2 separate regions of the Homo sapiens genome follow, and region 2 is linked to region 1. A link is an interaction called in ENCODE POLR2A ChIA-PET data of the cell type or tissue named here. Cell type or tissue: PC-9. All regions are shown on one strand. Each heading gives the region's core, and the rest is flanking DNA. Links, peaks and the distances in the headings are about the cores only.

The links. ChIA-PET counts read pairs that join two places held together with the same protein. Peaks named below come from ENCODE experiments on the same cell type or tissue, not always from the same donor. Only the 100,000 strongest peaks of a DNase experiment are listed, where the experiment ranks them.
Region 2: POLR2A ChIA-PET joins it to region 1 with 10 read pairs; 1 of 35 experiments calls an interaction of 5 or more read pairs at or near these places.

Annotation. Positions count from the first base shown.
Region 1 is chr12:1,194,471-1,199,854 of GRCh38, forward strand. All of the region lies in intron 12 of ERC1 (ELKS/RAB6-interacting/CAST family member 1), which reads left to right. Among named protein-coding and RNA genes, the nearest start is that of ERC1, 210 kb to the left of the region's middle. In PC-9, for the core only: no CTCF peak of the experiment used is centred there; DNase peaks (open chromatin) are centred at 2,921 and 3,331; H3K27ac peaks cover 1,138 bases.
Region 2 is chr12:755,914-761,297 of GRCh38, forward strand. The region is part of intron 1 of WNK1 (WNK lysine deficient protein kinase 1); the gene reads left to right. Among named protein-coding and RNA genes, the nearest start is that of WNK1, 6.0 kb to the left of the region's middle. In PC-9, for the core only: no CTCF peak of the experiment used is centred there; no DNase peak of the experiment used is centred there; H3K4me3 peaks cover 1,094 bases; H3K27ac peaks cover 1,049 bases.

The DNA of each region.
Region 1 (5,384 bases), core at 216-5,215:
GTACTGGAGGCTGATACAGGATTGCTTGCTGTCTGCTTTTTCACTCACGCTGTCCATCTTAGCTGAATGTTCCCATGTTATAGCACCACCCTGGGAACATTGTCCCCTGTGCCGTATATTGTATTGTGCCTTATAATTTTGCTTTTTAATGTGCTTTGTTACCTTTTTTCTAATACCATGACTAATGGATTCACAGAGTTTAGTGTTTGCAGCAGAAATACTCAATTTTACTCTAGTATGAGATTGTTAGATTCAATATGCCATTCAAAACTTGTATTCAGAGAATGACAACCATCTGATTTTCATATAATTTAGATAACAGAGGTTGCCTTTGGTTTATCAAAGTTAGAAATTTTCAGTGATCCAAAGAATAATAGAGTCTATTATTGTGTGATCTAAAGATTAATAGGAATTGTGGATTTACTATATTTCCTGATTTGAGGGAATATAAGAACCGGGATTTTAATGGATATAGATTTTTTGGGGGCGGGGGGCAGGGTGTGTTTTGAAATTCAGCCAAGTGATTATTTATGGGATAGTCGAGAAAGACCTGTCTGATAAAGTTATTGATATATGAGCAGCGATTTGAAGGAGGGGCTCTATAAGAAGTCCGCAGAAGCCCCTAAAAAAACCACAACAACTTTGAGGCATAATTTACATACAATAAAATGCACCCATTTTAAGCTGATTGTTTGAGCTTTGACAAATCTATACACTTATGTGACTACCACCATGATCAAGATATATAGAACATTTCCTCATCCCCAAAAGTTCCCTTTTGCCCCTTTACAGCAAATCTCTTCCCAACCCTAGTCCCAGCCTCTGCAGATCTGAGACCTACTTTTAAAATTAATTTTATACATTAAACTTCAGTTTCTCCCTTTTGCCTTAACATTTAATTTTCTACTTTCCCATTCTAACACAACCACAAGTATGTGTAATTCCCTATTTCCTCAGCTCCAGAAGTAGATTCAGATTTTTTAAAGCCAATCAGGATAATAGCATTCTCTTTCTTAGTGACTAGTTTCGCATTGAGCACATATGCATTAGTGATTGGAAGGAAAAACCACAGGGAGGCTTCTGGGAATGATTTTCTTATAAGACAGACTTGCAAGAAGAAAGATGACCCCTTTCTCCTGAACATTATCTTGTCGGGATGTGATACCCATAATTGCTGCAGCTACTTCTGCCAACCTAAGATGAAGCCAGCGTCCAGAGAGTGACAGTTAACAAAACCTCAGCAAAGCAGAGTTGGAACTGAAATGGACTATTCCTGAAACTGCCTCTGTGCTGCTTGTTATGTGAGATAGGACAATTTCTGATTGTTTAAGCCAGTTTGAATGAGGATTCTCCGTTACTTCCAACCCAGTGCATTCAAATGGATATAATTATGTACTTATTTCCGCCCCCCCCCCCCTTTTTTTGTAATGGAAGCAATCATTTTGAAAAGAGTTAAAGTTTTTTGGTAAGTCAAATAAGGATCAATGCTGCTGAAAGCTGGGACAACACACGGGCCCTGACCAAATTGGGGTTTCTTTGTCTACCTCATACCTTCCAAATCAAAAAATAATTTCCCTAGTATTTTAATTACTCCCCCAAATCAGGAATAACTTCCTCACTGTGCTGATTTTGGTTCTTTTAAAATAAGGTGGTAATTTGAAGGTAATAGTTAAACCAGTCATAGATTATTCTATGCCATTCTTTTCAAATCAGCCCACTCAGGTGTCAGTCCTACTTTTCTTTTGTTGTAGTCCTCTTTATTCTCCTTTGTTTCTGCCTCCACCTCATCCCCCACCCAAATGCCTGGAACAGATCTCACCCTTTCGTCTTTTGAGAGGAATACATATAGCAGATTTTTGCCTCCGACTAGGCAGCTACTTTAAAGGGGGATGTATTTTGAATCTAAGGAAGATACCCAAAAATTTTAATGCAGTTTGTTTAGTTATATTTGTTCATTTTAGCTGCCCTGTCTACATCATGACTTTTTGGGTTGGGGGGGTATGTGTTGGAAAGGTTTCTTATGTAGGTTTTTTTTTTTTTTTTGACAGAATCTCACTCTGTTGCTCAGGCTGGAGTGTAGTGGCGTGATGACAGCTCACTATAGCCTAGACCTCCCAGCCTCAAGCGATCCTCCCACCTCCGTGTCTTGAGTAGGTGGGACCACAGGCACACACCACCATGCCCAGCTAACTGCTTAATTTTTTTGTAGGGCTGGTGCCTCACTATGCTGTCTAGGCTGGTCTTGAACTCCTGGGCTCAAGTGATCCCCTTGGCCTCCCAAAGTGCTGGGATTACAGGCATGAGCCACCACACCTGGTGCATGTGCGCACGCTATTTCTCTCTCTCTCTCTCTCTCTCTCTGTCTGTCTCTCTGTCTGTCTCTCTCTCACTCTCTCTCTCTCTCTCTCTGTCTGTCTGTCTCTCTCTGTCTCTCTACACACACACACACACACACACACACACACACACACACACACACACACACACACACATATATATATATATATTTTTTTTTTTTTTTTTTTTTTAAGACAGATTTTCCCTCTGTCACCCAGGCTGGAGTGCAATGGTATGATCTCAGCTCACTGCAACCTCCACCTCCCGGGCTCAAGCGATTCTTGTGCGTCAGCCTTCCGAGTAGCTGGGAATACAGGCATACACCACCATGCCCAGCTAATTTTTGTATTTTCAGTAGAGATGGGGTTTCACCATCTTAACCAGGATGGTCTCGAACTCCTGGCCTCAAGTGATCCGCCTGCCTTGGCCTCCCAAAGTGCTGGGGTTACAGGGATGAACCATTGTGCCTGGCCTAGATTTTTGTTATACAGATGTTTGAGGTTAAACAACTGGTCCTGCATTACATAAGTAGGTAGCAGAGTCATGCCTAACAATTCCAGTGTCTGTCTCTCCTTCCTGAAAAGAAATCCTTTTCAGGTGTTCAGTTTTCATTAATGACCTCACCTCCTAGAAGAGGAGGCTGTAGACAGCTAGATGATTCAGAGTCTGTTCACTTGAGGATCTTACTGAGGCCAGAGTCTTTCCCACATGCTGGAATGCCCACTTACAGGACAGGTACTGCATAACTGGCATGTGGGTTGTTTTGCTGCTAGGGGCCAGTTTTTCTACACATGTGCTTTTTAATGCTTCTCTCAGTCTGGACTCAGTTAAGGGATACGTCTGGCTCAAAGAGACTAAGACTCCATCAATACAGAAGCTATTGTCATTTCATTTATAGATTATGCTAGCATTGGCGTTTATCTATAGCTTGTCTAATAGCTAGAAATTCCAGTGATGAAATTTTAGTTCCTTAAGGTCTGGTTGAGCTCTACTGGAAGGTATCACTTAACATACCACAGAGGCTGGTCATCCCAGTTATCATGTGCCCAGAATGTAGTAGTATCAGAAAGAAAGGACTTGTTGAACTTTGGACTATTTTTTTTGTTTTGTTTTGTTTTGTTTTTGTTGCTTTTTTTTTTTGAGGCAGGGTCTCTCTCATCCAGGGTGGAGTGCAGTGGCACTATCACGGCTCACTGCAGCCTTAACCTCTTGGGCTCAGGTGATCCGCCCACCTCAACCTCCTGGGTAGCTGAGACTAGAGGTGCATGCCACCATGCCCAACTAATTTTTGTATTTTTTTTGTAGAGATGGGTTTTTGCCAGATAGCCTAGGCTGGTCTCGAACTCCTGGGCTCAAGTGATCCATCTGCCTCTGCATCCCAAAGTGATACGATTACAGAGGTGAGCCACTGCAGCCAGCCCTGAAATTTGGACTCTTAAGTCTTTGGTCTTTCCATGTTCGAAGCCAATATTAAATGATAGTAGCTTGGGAGGTTATTTGGTTGGAAGGCTAATAAGTAATTTTGGATCCTAAACTATTAATACTAATTTCAGGTCCTCCAACTCTAGTAGAGAGATACAGAATACAGAGGGAAAACCAAAATATTGCACTGCTACAATTATTCTGAGAAAGATAGAACTGGAGATCAGTTTTGTTGTTCGTATATACATAAAATTCTTAGGGCTAGCCTTGTGAGTAGTTATGATGGAGGTAACTTTGTTTTTCTATTTTGTGGTGGTTAATTTTATCTTCTTTGCTAACCATCTTTTCCATACCTCATTGTATTAGTTCGTTCTCATGCTGCTATAAAGACATACTTGAGACTGGGTAATTTATAAAGAAAATAGTTTTAATTGGCTCATGTTTCTGCGGGCTGTACAGGCTTCTGCTTCTGGAGTAGCCTCAGGAAACTTACAGTCATAGCAGAAGGTGAAGGGGAAGCAGGCACATTTACATGGCCGGCAGGAGAGAGAGAGCCAGCAAAGGGGGAGGTGCCACACACTTTCAAACAACCAGATCTTGTGAGAACTCTGTCACAAGACAGCACTAGGGGGATGGTGCTAAACCATGACAAACCACCGTCATGATCCAGTCACTTCCCACCAGGCCCCACCTCCAACACTGGGGATCACAGTTCAACATGAGATTTGGGTGGGGACAAACCACCGTCATGACCCAGTCACTTCCCACCAGGCCCTACCTCCAACACTGGGGATCACAGTTCAACATGAGATTTGGGTGGGGACAAACCACCGTCATGACCCAGTCACTTCCCACCAGGCCCCACCTCCAACACTGGGGATCACAATTCAACATGAGATTTGGGTGGGGACAAACCACCGTCATGATCCAGTCACTTCCCACCAGGCCCCACCTCCAACACTGGGGATCACAATTCAACATGAGAGTTGGGTGGGGACAAACCACCGTCATGATCCAGTCACTTCCCACCAGGCCCCACCTCCAACACTGGGGATCACAGTTCAACATGAGATTTGGGTGGGGACATAGAGCCAAACCATGTCACTCATCTGGAACTATTAGCTCTTGGCTTTTACATCATGATTAAACTTTAATTTTGTGGACTACCAAGACAACCTAGTGTGTATTTATAGTATTGTTTTTAAGGGAGTTATATTTTGATTTATAAACAACTGACTTTGTTAAAAAAAAAATGTTATGGCCAGGCACGGTGGTTCACGCCTGTAATCCCAGCACTTTGGGAGGCTGAGGCGGGTGGATCACCTGAGGTCAGGAGTTCGAGACCAGCCTGACCAACATGGTGAAACCCTGTCTCTACTAAAAAATAGGAAAAAAAAAATTAGCCGGGCATGGTGGCAGGCACCTGTAATCCCAGCTATTTGGTAGGCTGAGGCACAAGAATTGCTTGAACCTGGGAGGCAGAGGTTGCAGTGAGCTGATACTGTGCCATTGCACTTCAGCCTGGGCAACAAGAGTGAAACTCCCATCTCAGAAAAGAAAAAAAAAAAAAGTTATGTGATCTGTTCATAGGATTTGGGCTAAATTCTGAGCATACTAAGAACACC
Region 2 (5,384 bases), core at 257-5,256, 440 kb before region 1:
GCAGTGAGCGGAGATCGCACCATCGCACTGCAGCGTGGTGACAGAGCGAGACTCCGTCTCAAAAACAAACAAAAACAACAACAACAAAAAAACTTATGTCCGATTCCTTTTGGTTTACAGGCAGAAATTTACAGGTAGACACATTTCTTTCTTGTACTATCGATGCTTATTGATACTGATGCTGGAATTTTATTCTTCCATTATAGTTTTATATTTGAATAGGTGCTTTTTAACAATTTTGTTTTCCTTAACCGGTTACCTTACTTTTTTAAGACTGGACCCAATTACTTGTTGAGCACTTTATGAATTAATTTTGTTAGTTTTAATTATTTCACTTCTGAGACTTCTTAGCATGTGATGTGTGTTTTCCTTTTATCACCTGGAATTTTCTGATACTTTATTATCTTGGAACTGATAATACAGTGAAAAAAACTTAATTTGTCTAATGTCACGATAAAAACTTTGTCCAAGCTTCTCAGGTTTTCTTAGAACTCGTAACTTTTTGGATTTTTAATTCTCTATCTAGGCATGGGCATTACCAAACTAAAGAAAATCTTACATCGCATATTATTTTTGAGTCATTTCAGGATTTGGCTGCAGAACTAGATGAATCCTAGCTTATTAAGTGGTACCTGGTTTAGAAACTTCCATGTTATTTGTCTGTGCTTCTGTAATTTTTTGTTTTGATTTTGAAAAGATTATCTTACCTGAAAAATCCTTTATAGCAGTAGTTAGGCAGTATTTTTGGTTTTTTGACCAGGACACTTGCACTACATGCCTAATAAAATATTCAGTGGGTCAGTGTTTGAACTTTTATCTTTGGAGCCAAATTAAAGGACAAGCCAAGGGATTACTAAAGCACTGGAAAGATAGAAACTTTTTCGCTAAATCTATCCTTTTAATATACATATATTTCTGAAGCAAGACAGGAGAATATTGAGTTAAGTTGTTGAGTTAAAAATCTTAGTGTATTGAAACTGGGAGAAATCTTAGGTTATTCTGCCCAGCTATTTATTTGACAAATAAGGAACCTGAAATCATAGAGCAGGTAAATAACTTGATTAGGTAGATGAAGAACAAAAGCTAGTTAGGATCTAATAATTTGGGAGATGACAAAGCATTTGTAGTCCAGTAGATGGCTAATAAGTCATTTCAAATGAAGCAATATTGTGTTGGTGTGGAAGTGGCTGTTGGATTTCTGGAGAAACCCGGTCCTTATACCCATGGCAAATTTCAGGCTTCTGTTTTGGGTGTTGATTTTTATCACTTCAAATTGAGATATAAATAGGCTTTTGTGGATGGGTCAATATGGTATACAAATCAAGCTATTTTCTGTCATGCTAATTTTTTTAGAGTCATGCTATGCATTGCTCTTTAGTAAAACAAGCATCAATTCTTTTTTTTTTTTTTTTTTTTTTTTAAAAAAAAAAAGAGACGGAGTCTTGCTCTATCTCCAGGCTAGAGTGCAGTGGCGCAATCTGAGCTCACTGCAACCTCCGCCTCCTGGGTTCAAGCGATTCTCCTGCCTCAGCCTCCCAAGTAGCTGGGAGTACAGGCGCACCCCACCACACCCAGCTAATTACAAGCATCAATTCTTAGTAAATAATGCCTAGGTAATATTTTGATACCACAGGACCTTCAGTAATTACCGAGATGTTTAAGATGCAGATTTCTTTAACTGGTTTTATTAGACAAGTAGTGCACCTTAATTTTAATATTTGGTTGTCTTGGTCAGAAAATATTACTGTTGGGCTCTATCTGCAGAGTTTACATTGCTTTTCTAGAAAGGGATCTGGTTTTTCAAAAAAGATAGCATAATTTCCTTTAAGAAAACATTGATGGAGCCGGGTGCGGTGGCTCACGCCTGTAATCCCAGCACTTTGGGAGGCCGAGGCGGGTGGATCACGCGGTCAGGAGTTCGAGAACAGCCTGGCCAACATGGCGAAACCCCATCTCTACTAAAAATACAAAAATTAGCTGGGCGTGGTCCGCACGCCTGTAATCCCAGCTACTCGAGAGGCTGAGGCAGGAGAATTGTTTGAACCCGGGAGGCAGAGGTTGCAGTGAGTCGAGATCGCACCACTGCACTCCAGCCTGGGTGACAGGGTGAGACTCTGTCTCTAAAAAAAAAAAAAAAAAAAGAAAGAAAGAAAAAGAAAACATTGATGCACAGATTTAAGAATGATTTATTTTAAGCACCTTCCCAAGTTGCCTCTGAAGAGTTCACATGATGCGTTATATGTTGATGAGATTGTTTCCACATCTACCTGAAAAGAGAGGTTAAATCATATTTTTGTTGAAGCTCCAATATACTTAACTGCTTATTTTTCTCTGTCTTTTATTAAGACTGTGTGTCATGAGTACATGACATTAATATTTTGTGAATAGTATAGCAGTGTTACAGAAATGGGATGTGGTTCTGTGATTAAGAAACCATCATTTATTTCTTTGCTATAGTTCTTTTTTTTTTTTTTTTTTTTTTTTTGAGACGGAGTCTCGCTCTGTCGCCCAGGCCGGACTGCGGACTGCAGTGGCGCAATCTCGGCTCACTGCAAGCTCCACTTCCTGGGTTCACGCCATTCTCCTGCCTCAGCCTCCCGAGTAGCTGGGACTACAGGCGCCCGCCACCGTGCCCGGCTAATTTTTTGTATTTTTAGTAGAGACGGGGTTTCACCTTGTTAGCCAGGATGGTCTGCTATAGTTCTTAAAATATCTAATTGAACTGAATCTCTCTATTTGAATGTTGGTGATTTTTTCCCTCTTATCTTTTAAATTTGTGCCACATTCCTTATTTTTTAGGATGAGAATCAGCGTAACTTTCCGTCTCAGGGAATAGTTTTTGGAGTTTGTTCTTAAATCCTCAAAGTCACCGATTAGGAGTATTGGCAAATTTTTTTCTCTTACCTTTTTTCTGACCCGTAGTAACACAGTCTGAGAAGTAATCTAAAAACCTGGAAAGAGGTTGTTTTTGTGTAAAACAAACCAGGAATCTATTGTTGCTTTGTGACAATTCATTTCTTGACATTCAAATTCTGATGCAAGAGCCTAGTCATTTAAAATTTATCTTATTCCACCAGCAGCTTATCAAAGAATTTCAAAAAATAAAAAATATATGTATATAAATATAAATAAAATTCATCTTAGTTCATCCCTATGGAAACATTCAACTAAAACTGGGCTCTCATTTTCAGAAATCATCCTAAACCTGTTATTTGGGTTTTCTGGTAGTTTTTACATTTTTTTAGATAAAGCTGTAAAAGCAGCAAGAGTAGCTGTACTCAATTATCATTTCTGAAAATATTTAGCATACTATGAAATAATTCATAATTACCGTTAGTACACCTTTGCTATACCAGTTCTTTAAATTATATTGATAATTTAAATTATATATTTAGTAACTTGCATTTTGTTTGAGTTTTTTGTTTTTTTGTTTTTGAGACAGAGTCTCACTCTGTCGCCCAGGCTGGAGTACAGTGGCGCGATCTCGGCTCACTGCAACCTCCACCTCCCGGGTTCCAGCAATGCTCCTGCCTCAGCCCCCTGAGTAGCTGGGATTACAGGCGAGCGCCACCACGCCCGGCTAATTTTTGTATTTTTAGTAGAGATGGGGTTTCACCATGTTGGCCAGGCTGGTCTTGAACACCTGACCTCGTGATCTGCCCGCCTTGGCCTCCCAAAGTCCTGGGATTACAGGCTTGAGCCACCATGCTCAGCCGTTTTGTTTTGTTTTAAAACCTGGTCTGCAGGAATAGGTGAGACTTAGCATGACCTCAGTTTATGTTTGAAGAGGCCATTTTTCTGCCTTGTAACATAGTAGTTAAGAACTAGATTGCCTGGGCTCAAATCAAGGCTCAGCTACATAATTGTGTCACCTTGAGCAAGTTTTGTGCTACAGTTTCCTGTCTGTAAAATGGGTGTAAAAAAGAGTACCCATTTTATAGAGTTGTGCTGATTAAATGAATGAACATATATAAAACATGTAGGATAGGGCCTGCCACATAAATATTAACTGTGATGATGCAGCATCTTTTTTAGGTTGTCCTTTTGAGGGAATCTGTGAAGATTTTGTTTGTTTATATTTATGCTTGAAAAATCATATAGCAAAACTTAACTACTGTTCTTGGAGGAGGAGGAAAGCAGGTATTGATCTTTATGTTACTGGTGCTTTTAAATTCCTTAGCTCTACCTGGCCTTTGCCTAACATTTTAATTTTGTGACCCATCACCCAAATGCCAATCTTTCTGAACTGCTTATTTTCAGAATCTGCTAAGATCCTTGTCTCATCTTTGCATGTATCTAGAAAGCATATTTTCTTTTGGTGGATCTCATATATAATTCTTATAGTATTTATTTATCATATTGAAATTGTTTATATATTTTGTCTAATCCATTAGTCTTTGGAAAGTTCACTATGGTGTAATAGAATACTATACAATGAAAAGGAGCACCAAGGCAGAACCCTTGAGTTCTAGATTACCCAATTTTCTGAGCTTTGAGTAAGGAACTTAATCTATAATGCTCATTTATTAGCAATATGTCTTACTGATTTAGGATTGTTGAAGATCCACTGAAATACTATGTGAATGTACTTTGAAAAATGTTAAGTGTTATATAAAATATAACAGAATACTTAAATATTCATTTAGAAGGCTATAAATTGTCACCTATTACAAATGGAATATATTAAACTTAGTTGGATTTTAGGAGCTTTTTGCTTTGTCAACTTAATTTCTCAAATCTTAACAGGGGAGCTTTTCAGTTTGAAGAAACATTGTCAGAAGCTCTTAATATTTTATTTGGAAGATGATTATGCCTTTGACAGGTAGCAGGCTTAATTTTATATGTAGTTTTTTTTTTATTGTTGTTGTTTTTGATGGGGTCTTGCTCTGTCGCCCAGGCTGGAGTGCAGTGGCGTGATCTTGGGATCTTGGCTCACTGAAACCTCCACCTCCTGTGTTCAAGCGATTCTCCTGCCTCAGCCTCCAGAGTAGCTGGGATTACAGGCACCCACAACCACACCCGGCTAATTTTTTTTTTTTTTTTGTATTTTTAATAGAGACAGAGTTTCACCGTGTTGGACAGGCTGGTCTCAAACTCCTGACCTCAGGTGATCCACCTGCCTTGGCCTCTTAAAGTGCTGGGATTACAGGCATGAGCCGCCGTTCCTGGTCTATATGTAGTTTTTAAAAGATTGGTTATTTGTGATTTTTACATAAGAGGAAAAGCATCAGTAAGCTGTGGTTTTGTGGCCAACTTAATTGATCATATAATATCTCCACCTTCACTTACATTAATTTAGATTTTTCAGGTGGGGTTTCATAAATAATTTACTTTTTAGTGTTGTGACTTGAATCTTGGCTTTGCCAAATTACCATATTAAATAC